Linked DNA regions of Homo sapiens: region 2 is linked to region 1. A link is an interaction called in ENCODE POLR2A ChIA-PET data of the cell type or tissue named here. Cell type or tissue: PC-9. All regions are shown on one strand. Each heading gives the region's core, and the rest is flanking DNA. Links, peaks and the distances in the headings are about the cores only. Region 1 overlaps DIP2B (disco interacting protein 2 homolog B). Region 2 overlaps LARP4 (La ribonucleoprotein 4).

Region 1 (5,377 bases), core at 198-5,197:
ACCTCACACGGCCAGGCTTGAAACAGCAGGGTACCCCGCCTGCCTCTACTTCCACTTCCTCTCTGCTTTGCATTCCTTATCCACTTTCAACAGGCTGCAGTGCCCCTTCCTTGCCCCAACCCTGTCCCTAAACCCTACTAAAACAGCTTAGGCAAAGGTCACCACCAATGACCTCTGCTTGTAATCTCAATTGCATTTTCTCAGTCCTAGTCTCAAACTCTATGCAACAAGAGACACTTAATACTCCTTGTTGTTTTGCTCTTCTCCCTCTGGTCACTCATACCCCTCTGACCTCTTTTCCAGGTTCTTTTTTTCAGCTTCCCCCTTAAATGGTGGTGCTTTCCAGTTCTGTGTTTAGCCTCTGCTCACTCAATATGCTCTCCTTGGCTGGGTGCAGCGGCTCACACCTATAATCCCAGCACTCTGGGAGGCCGAGGTGGGCGGATCACAAGGTCAGGAGATCGAGACCATCCTGGCTAACATGGTGAAACCCCATCTCTACTAAAAATACAAAAAAAAATTAGCCAGGCGTGGTGACAGGCATCTGTAGTCCCAGCTACTCGGGAGGCTGAGGCAGGAGAATGGCGTGAACCCAGAAGTCAGAACTTGTAGTGAGCTGAGATTGCGCCACCGCACTCCAGCCTGGGCGACAGAGCGAGACTCCATCTCAACATATATAATATGCTCTCCTTGGACAATCTCAATCATGCCCACTGCTTCCACTATCAGCGATACATGCTAAGGAATACTGAATGTATATCTTCAGGACAGGCCTTTCTACAGAACTCCAAATCCACACACCCAACTGCTGCTACAGATCTCCATTTGCATGTCCCCAAAACCTCTCAAATTCAGTAAAACTGAATTTTCTCTCCCCCTACACCCTAAACTGTTCTTCTGCCTCTATTCCCTGTTTTAGGAAATGGTGCCATCTTTCTCTCAAGATGCCTAAGGAAGAAACTTACCAGTCCGCCTTTCTCCTATCACACCTACAAATCTCTGTGCACACCTCCTCCTCCTCCATACTAGTCTCGTAAATTCTCCCTGCTTAAATACTTCTTTTCATTCCCTCTTCCCTAATCCTACTGCAGAGACAGCTCATTTCAGTAGCCTCCTGTAAGTCTTCCTGCCCTGTCTTACCTGCTCTTATTTAAGGCTATTTTGCACTTTTTCTATGTAAATAGTATCACTTGGTTGTGTGACACAGCAACCTGAAACTATTCTCCTCTAAGGCGATCTCCAACAAACACAGATGTCATCCACTCCTGCTTACAATACTTCAGTGGCTTCCCATGAATGCTCTTCCCAAAGATGCTATATGATGCTCTTTCCCCTGAAGAAAGTGATGGAGGAGGCAGGGCACAGTGGCTCACGCCTGTAATCCCAGCACTTTGGGAGGCTGAGGCGGGCAGATCATGAGGTCAGGAGATTGAGACCATCCTGGCTAACACAGTGAAACCCCGTCTCTACTAAAAATACAAAAACAAAATTAGCCAGGCGTGATGGCGGGTGCCTGTAGTCCCAGCTCCTCGGGAGGCTGAAGCGGGAGAATGGCATGAACCCAGGAGGCGGAGCTTGCAGTGAGCCGAGATCGCGCCACCGCACTCCAGCCTGGGCGACAGAGAGAGACCCTGTCTCAAAAAAAATGAAAGTGATGGAGGAATGGAAGGCCCAGAAGAGGCACAGCCTGAAGAAGCCAGCCACTAGAGAACAATGCATTATTTTTTAATGTTAAAATTTATGTTTGATCTTAATTTTCAATTCATGCTTTACTATAGCAATAATTTCCCGTGAAATTCAATTTAATGGATATTCTAAGAAGGCACGCTATGTTTACCCTGTAGCTTTTTTTCTTTTTTCTTTTTTCTTTTTTTGAGACAGAGGCTCGCTCTGTCACCCAGGCTGGAGTACAATGGCATGATCTCGGCTCACTGCAATCTCTGCCTCCCGGGGTCAAGCGAGTCTCCTGCCTTGGCCACCTGAGTAGTTGGGATTACAGGCACACGCCACCACACCCGGCTACTTTTTGGATTGTAGCTCTGAGTACCCCTGGAACATCAATACAAATCCCCATTGGGAAGCAAAGACCTACAGGATAAAATGTAAGATTCTATGGGTGTGGCCACAAGGCACAACCCACCCCTGCCATGCTGTCAGCCCTAACCACTGTCCTGGCTCACTGGACTTACATTCCATGTTCTAGCAGTGACTAAATCATCACAGTTCCTCAAACACGCTTCAATGATTGACAAATCTAAAGCAGCCTCCTCCCCTCATCTGTCAGCCCACCAAACTCCTTTGGTCCATTGGACAGTCCTTCCCAGAATACTACATGTACACTAATGCCCTGCACCTAAGCACCTTCAAGTACTTGAACATGTCTCCCTTATGACATTTATTATGCAATAAAGATACTGTTTACAGTTTTTGTTTGTTTGTTTGAGACAGGGTCTTACTCTGTCGTACAGGCAAGAGTTGCAATGGTGCCATCACAGCTCCCGGAGCCTCCATCTCCCTGAGTTCAGGTATCTTCCCACCTCAGCCTCCTGAGTAACTGGGACTATTTTGGGACTACAGGCGCATGCCACCACACCTGACTAGTTGTTTACAGTATCCTATCTTCCCCCAAAATAACTATAAGAAAGTACTGCCATGTCCTGCCCCTCCTAACCACAGTAAAACTCACTAAAAGTTGTTTTGTTTTGTTTTTGAAACTTACCCATTTCCTCCAAATCACTCCTTAACCCATTATAATCTCTGGCTTCTGATCCTCACACCACAGCATTAAAACCACTCTCACCAAGTTCATAATCACAAATCATTTTGTGGCTAAACCTAACAAATCCACCTTAATGCTTAACCATTCTTTTGTTTGCAGCAATATTTGATCATTCTCTCTTGTCTTCCTGGCCCCCAACTCTCCTGACATCCCTTCTCTAGATTTCTTGCTAAACCTCCAGCCATGTCTTTGCAGTCGCCTCTGCAAGCTTTCTTTTCCTCTGTCCATGTTAGCATTTCTTAGGATTCTATCAGAAATACTCTTCTCTGTTCACTCTAAGCCCTCTTTCCTGGGTGAACTCATCTATTCTCATGGCTTAAACTATCATCCTGCTTTAGATAAAGCTGGAAAACACATTTGGGTCCATATGCCCAGTTTAGATACTCTGTTCACTAATCACAACTTCTGCATGGATGGACGTTTGGAAATATAAAATAGCACAGCAGCATAATAGACTTATACTGCTTCCTGTGTGCCAGACACTATACTAATCACTATACTTTTCCTTTTTTTTTTTTGGAAAGCAGGTCTCATTATGTTGCCCAGGCTGGTCTTGAACTCCTGGCCTTAAGAAATCCTGCCGCCTCAGCCTCCCAAAGTATACTTTTATATAGTAACTGATTCAGTGCTCACATCAATCCTACAACGTAGATACTATTATCATCTTCATTTTATGGATGAGGACACTGAGACACTAAATCTGACTACCAAAAAAAAAAAAAAGAAGGGTCAGGCACAGTGGCTCACGTCTATAATCCCAACACTTTGGAAGGCTGAGGTGGGCAGATTGCTTGAGTCCAAGAGTTCAAGACCAGCCTGGACAACATGGTGAAAGTCCATCTCCACAAAAAATTTAAACCTAGCTGGGCATGGTGGTGCATGCTTGTAGTCTCAGCTACCTGGGAGGCTAAGGCAGATGGATCACCTGAGCCTGGGAGGTCAAGGCTGCAGTGAGCCGTGATTACACTACTGTACTCCAGCCTGGGTGACAGACTAAGACTCTGTCTCCAAAAAAAAAAAAAACAGAAGGAATTTCCATCTCTAATGAAAAGCACTTTTTTCCACAACTGAAATTGTAAGAAAAAGAAGATAAATCAAATTCAGGATTCTGAACAAATACACTTCTGACAATGGTGATTTTCTGTTAATTAACATTTTAATCATTTTAATCATGTTTTAACACTTAATAATTATTTTAATCATGTTTCTTCCAATTTGTACTGAAAAAGGATAATCTTTTCTTTAAGATGTGGTCTTGCTCTTTCGCCCAGCCTAGAGTGTAGTGGCACGATCATAGTTCACTGCAGCCTCAACTCCAAAGCAGATGAGACTACAGGTGCACATCACCATAACCACCTAGGGACAGAGTCTCACTATCTTGAACTCCTGGCCTCAAGCAATCCTCCCGCCTCGGCCTCCCAAAGTGCTGTCGGCCAAGGATAATCTTAGTTATTAAGATGTTTCACAAGTTTTATCTCTCAGCCATAAAGACAAACCTGAAGTTCACAATATAATAAGTAAATAAGATTTTTGTTATTTTCCTATGTGCAAAATTACAATTAATTTAGTGTTTGAACAGTACCTTAGATATAGGTAGTCAAAGAGACCTGAGATAACGTGGGTAGGACCTAAGAGACAAATACTCTGTGTGTACAGTTGGACATGTTATGCACAGCCCATGAACGTCCTTGGTAGTTGGCCACACTGTTTGCATAAACTAGAATAAACTGACCAAAGGTCTGACTTGGTTCAACAAAACCAATATTTGCCATATGGCTAATTATTTCACTTCCATGGTTTTCCAACATTTTGCCAAAGATGGAATGTAGCCAAGAAAAGACGTTGAAAAACCAGGCATGTGAAATATTCAGTTTTTTTCCAACCAGGACCCATTAAACCAAAACAAAACTGATTTTGGTTTTATTACAATGTCTGGTCTACAGAAAAACCCACCTAATTAACTTATGCTTTAGATCAGATCCTACGGATATTACATTTGGTTAAGACAGAGGAAAAAAGGCCGGGTGCAGTGGCTCACGCCTGTAATCCCAGCACTTTGGGGGACCGGGGTAGTCGTATTACCTGAGGCCAGGAGTTTGGGACCAACCTGGCCAACATGGTGAAACCCTGTCTCTACTAAAAATACAAAAAGTAGCCAAGCGTGGTGGCACAGGCCTGTAATCTCAGCTACTGGTGAGGCTGAGGCAGGAAATCGCTTGAACCCGGGAGGCAGAGGTTGCAGTGAGCCGAGATCGCGCCATTGCACTCCAGCCTGGGCAACAAGAGTGAAACTCTGTCTCAAAAAAAAAAAAAAAAAAAAAAAAAAAGGCAGAGGAAAAAGAGAATCAATGCATGTGCAAAGTACACAAAAAAATGAGAAGTGTCTGCCTCCTGTTCAGGGAGCACAGTGGCGTGGCTCCAGCTCTCACCCAAGCACTGTCCCAGGCTTGGAGCTGTGTATTCTGAAAGTATTTGCATAATAAATACCAAATGAATTGGATAAGCAAAGTAGTCAGGCAGACTGAAGAAACGGAAAGTTGTCACATATCACCCAACTGTAAAAGTCAAGTGTAAAAATCAGAGGGTATATAGTGAGGA
Region 2 (5,377 bases), core at 285-5,284, 120 kb after region 1:
TTTTCTCGCCGGGTGCGGTGGCTCATGCCTGTAGTCCCAGCACTTTGGGAGGCCGAGGAGGGCGGATCACCTGAGGTTGGGAGTTCGAGACCAGCCTGACCAACATGGAGAATCCCTGTCTCTACTAAAAATACAAAATTAGCCAGCATGGTGGTGCATGCTTGTAATCCCAGCTACTCAGGAAGGCTGAGGTAAGAGAATCACTTGAACCCGGGAGGCGGAGGTTGCAGTGAGCTGAGATCACACCATTGCACTCCAGCCTGGGCAACAAGAGAGAAACTCCAGCTGGAAAAAAAAAAAAAAAAAAAAAAAAAAGCAGAAAATCCTTTTCTCTTCTCTCAGTACATACAAACCCAATAGAACTTAACTCAACTCATCCCTGGAGTTTGGCATTTATGAATGCAGTTCACATCCTACCCCTAATAATATTCATCTAAAGCACTCTTCTGTCTTTGGTTTAGAGCCCGTCATTTAAAAACAGTAGAGATATTCTGTGAACCAAAGATTGGTTCAAGTGGTGGGACAAGGACACAGGTAAGACAGGAAAGATGAGTACATACTTAGATGTTTCTTTTTCTTACATTTACTTACACTTTTACATTATAATTTTTTTCAAAAGAGTAAGTGCAAAGTGCCTATTTGCATTTTAACATTTGTATTCCTTTAATTAATTTTCCTTTTTTTGAGACAGTCTCACTGTCACCCAGGCTGGAGTGCAGTGACATGATCTCGGCTCACTGCAACCTCTGCTTCAAGGTGTGCCTCAGCCTCCCAAGTAGCTAGGACTACAGGCACATGCCCAGATAATATTTTTATTTTTAGTAGACATGGGGTTTCGCCATGTTGGCCAGGCTGGTCTCAAACTCCTGGCCTCAAGTGATCCACTTGCCTCGGCCTCCCAAAATTCTGGGATTACAGGCATGAGTCACCCCGCCCAGCTGTACTCCTTTAAATGCTGCAAGTAAATGTGTATTTTAACATACTGCCATCTTCATTCCTCTTTTAAAACTTTTATTTGCCCAACCAAAAGTATACTCTCCAACTATAAAAAAAACTTTAAATAATTATAAATTGTTTGACTTGCCCTAAATCAGAGTATGTTAGTAACAAGGCTGAGATGAAAACTTAGAAGTTATACTTCTCTTAAATTAGTTTAAACCTTAAAGAAAACAAAGCTTCGGCCAGACGCAGTGGCTCACGCCCGTAATCCCAGCACTTTGGGAGGCCGAGGAGGGTGGATCACAAGGTCAGGAGTTCGAGACCAGCCTGACCAATATGGTGAAACTCCGTCTCTACTAAAAATACAAAAAATAGCTAGGCGTGGTGGTACGCGCCTGTAGTCCCAGCTACTCAGGAGGCTGAGGCAGAAGAATCGCTTGAACCCAGGAGGCGGAGGTTGCAGTGAGCCGAGATCATGCCACTGTACTCCAGCCTGGGCGACAGAGCAAGATTCCATCTCAAAAAACAAACAAAAAAACTGTTAAGATGGGCTGGGCGCGGTGGCTCAAGCCTGCAATCCCAGCACTTTGGGAGGCTGAGGCAGGTAGATCTGAGGTTAGGAGTTTGAGACCAGCTTGGCCAACATGGCGAAACCTCGTCTCTACTAAAAATACAAAAATTAGCCAGCATGGTGGCGTACGTCTGTAGTCCCAGCTATACTGGGGAGGTTGAGGTGAGAGAATCACTTGAACCCAGGAGGCAGACATTGCAGTGAGCCGAGATCATGCAACTGCACTCCAGCCTGGGCAACAGAGCAAGATTCTCTCTCAAAAAAACAAAAAACTGTTAGATGATACTTTTTAAGTTATATGTATTTCACAATTAAAAATATTTTTAACTGGTGGCATGAGCCTGTAGTCCCAGCTACTCAGGAGGCTGAGGCCAGATTGCTTGAGCCCAGGAATTTGAGGCTATGGTGTGCCATGACTGTACCTGTGAATAGCCACTGTACTCCAGCCTGGACAACACAGTGAGACCCTGTCTCTTAAAAAATAATAAAATAATAATTTAAAAAAATTTTTTGAGGCAGGGTCTCACTCTGTCATCCAGGCTGGAGTGCAGTGTCATGAACATGGTTCACTGCAGCCTCGATCTCCTGGCTCAAGTGATCCTCCCACCTCAAGTGTAGCTGGGACCACAACACATGCCACCAGGCCTGGCTAATTTTTTAAATTTGTTTGTAGAGGTTGGGGGTGGGGGTGGGGGGTGTCTAACTTTGTTGCCCAGGCTGGTCTTGAACTACTGGGCTCAAGCTATCCTCCCACCTCGGCCTCCCAAAGTGTTGAGATTACAGGCATGAGACACGTTACCCAACCTAAAATATGTTTTAATTATTTAAGAGTTATTAAAGCGTCCTAGGTCGTATGAAACTTAACTGCTACCTAAGTAAGTAAGTACAGTTGGCCCTCCATATCCATGAATTCCATATCCATAGGTTCTGTATCAGTGGAGCAATCAATCACAAATCAAAAATACTCAGAAAAAAAAATCATTGCATCTGTACTGACAATGTAGAGACTTTTTTCTTATCACTCTATAAATAATACAGTATAGCAACTATTTATAAAGCATTTACATTTTAATAGGTATTATAAATAATCTAGAGATTATTTAACATATACACAAAGATGTGCATAGGTGCTACGCAAATACTATGCCTTTTTATGTAAGACTTGAGCATCCAAGGTTTTTGGCATCTACAGAGGGTCCTGGAACCAATTTCCCACAAATACTGAGGGACAACTGTCTTCATTTTCAGGGAAAAACTCAAACAGAGACAGAAACCCAATTTCAGTAGTCACTGCATACCCACCCTTCCCAGTCTCTAGTTTTAATTTTTTTTATTTAAACAAAAATTTCAGCTTGAGCAAAAAAGCAAAACCCTGTCTCTACAAAAAATACCAAAAAAGAAAAAAATTAGCCAGGCATGGTGGTACATGTCTATAGTCCCAGCTACTTTGGAGACTGAGGTGGGAGGATCACTTGAGCTGGGGAGGTGGAGGCTGCAGCAAACGAGACTGTGTCTCAAAAAATTAAAAATTAAAAAAAAAACTGTAAATAAAAGAGAGAAATGAAAAAATTTTTTTAAATTACTATCTGCCTCCTTAGGGCTCACAAGTTTTAAGTAACTTGATAGCATTCAGATGAAGGTAGTACACTGCAGTTTCAAACTTACAAACAATTTGTTGTAAAAGAATTCATGGCAGGTCATGTTTGATGACTTTGTGAATCATCCAAACTTTTACCTCTTTCCAGAGAGGGACATTGTTTGTTTCTCCTTCAGAACAGAGGTGGAAAAAAAATCTGCCAGGCGCGGTGGCTCACGCCTATAATCCCAGCACTTTAGGAGGCCAAGGCGGGCGGATCACTTGAGGTCAGCAGTTCGAGACCAGCCTGGCCAACATCGTGAAACCCGTGTCTACTAAAAATCAGGAAAAAAAAAAAAAAGGCCAGGCATGGTGGCACATGCCTGAAGTCCCAGCTACTAGGGAGGCTGAGGCAGAACTGCTTGAACCCGCCAGGTGTGGTGGCTCACGCCTGTAATTCCAACACTTTGGGAGCCCGAGGTGGGCGAATCATGAGGTCAAGAGACCGAGACCATCCTGGCCAACATGGTGAAACCCCATCTCTACTAAAAATACAAAAATTAGTTGGGCGTGGTGGCATGCGCCTACAGTCCCAGCTACTCGGGAGGCTGAGGCAGGAGAATCACTTGAACCCAGGAGGTGGAGGTTGCAGTGAGCCGAGATGGCGCCACTGCACTCCAGCCTGGGCAACAAGAGTGGAAACTCCGTCTCAAAAAAAAAAAAAAAAAAAAAAAACTGCTTGAACCCAGGAGGCGGAGGTTGCAGTGAGCTGAGACTGCGCCACCCTCTAGCCTCGGTCTCAGAGCGAGACTCGGTCTCAAGAGGAAAAAAATAAAACAAACCAATAATCTACTGAAGTCAATATAGTTGGTCTTGCTCTGTCACCCGGCCTGGAATGCAGTGGCACAATCACGGCTCATTCCAGCCTTGACCTCCCATACTCAAGCGAAACTCCTGCCTCTGCCTCCCTAGTAGCTGGGACTACAGGTACATGCCACCACATTGGGCCCAAGGCCAGGTTTTAAAAAGTTGCATCTAAGTATTATTTACATAGGATTGATTCCTTGTCTGCAATATATTCTACTCCAATACAAGTAGGTGGTTGATGAGTTCTAATACAAGCTTCCATGTTCACTAGCTGTATAAACTTAGGCAAGTTTAAATTATATGTGCCTTAGTTTCTTTTTTTTGAGACAGAGTCTCACTCTGTTGTCCAGGCTGGAGTGTAGTGGTGCCATCTCAGCTCACTGCAACCTCTGCCTCCCAGGTTCAAGCGATTCTCCTACCTTAGCCTCCCGAGTAGCTAGGATTACAGGTGTGTGCCACCACCTCTGGCTAATTTTTGTATTTTTAGTAGAGATGGGGTTTCACCATGTTGGCCAGGCTGATCTCAAACTCCTGACCTCAGGTGATTTGCCACCCACCTCAGCCTCCCAAAGTGCTGGGATTACAGGCATGAGCCACTGCGCCCAGCTGCCTTACTTATCACTAAAATGGGGATACTAACACCTCATAGAGATATTGAGACTTAAGATGTACAGATATCTATATATGCAAAAACATCAAACGTTCCTGACACAAAGCACGATACAAGTATATACTACTACTGTTGTTATTGTTATATTGCTATTATCTATCCTACTGATTCTAGTGGGATAGTTAAGCTGGAATCTCTCCAGAAAAATACACATAAGTAAAAGGTATTGAACACAACTGCAGAGGACCCAGGGATCCCAGATTAACCCTGCCAAAGATGATCCACAAGCAAGTTGGTTTAGTAAAGCAGTTCTTAACCTCTTCTGTGACACAGACCTCTTTAGTAGTCCAATTAATCTATGGATCTCTTCTCCGTTTTTTTACATTTCTAAAATATATAGGATCACAAAGTAAACCAATTATATTGAAACGCAGTTATCAAAATATTTTAAAATGTCTAATATAGCAATACGTTAACAATATTTTTGACATATAGCAAGTAATGAGCATAAATATTTCAAGATAACTGCAAAAGCTGTAATACATGTAAAAAAGTGATTTGTCTTGGTGACAAGGTCACATACACTGTTGCTGCCATTAACATTTAAAGAATTTTCACTTCTTTTCCATTTAGATTTCAGTTAGAAGCTAGAGAAAATAAACACGCAAATTTTTTTCCTCAACCAAGCTTAGGTACTTACTTCCTCAATTCTATCCAAAAACCTAGATTAAGAACCTTTGACTTATGGGAAAGTACAAAAATAATTTTGAAGCCAGAAATTTATGTTCTAGAAGTCAGACTTCAGACTTTAGCC

The links. Peaks named below come from ENCODE experiments on the same cell type or tissue, not always from the same donor. Only the 100,000 strongest peaks of a DNase experiment are listed, where the experiment ranks them.
Region 2: POLR2A ChIA-PET joins it to region 1 with 10 read pairs; 5 of 35 experiments call an interaction of 5 or more read pairs at or near these places.

What each region holds. Positions count from the first base shown.
Region 1 is chr12:50,526,356-50,531,732 of GRCh38, reverse strand. All of the region lies in intron 1 of DIP2B (disco interacting protein 2 homolog B), which reads right to left. Among named protein-coding and RNA genes, the nearest start is that of DIP2B, 24 kb to the right of the region's middle. RefSeq lists enhancers at 1,001-1,501, 1,502-2,002. In PC-9, for the core only: no CTCF peak of the experiment used is centred there; no DNase peak of the experiment used is centred there; H3K27ac peaks cover 2,193 bases.
Region 2 is chr12:50,403,126-50,408,502 of GRCh38, reverse strand. All of the region lies in intron 1 of LARP4 (La ribonucleoprotein 4), which reads right to left. Among named protein-coding and RNA genes, the nearest start is that of LARP4, 4.9 kb to the right of the region's middle. In PC-9, for the core only: no CTCF peak of the experiment used is centred there; a DNase peak (open chromatin) is centred at 3,222; H3K4me3 peaks cover 997 bases; H3K27ac peaks cover 2,316 bases.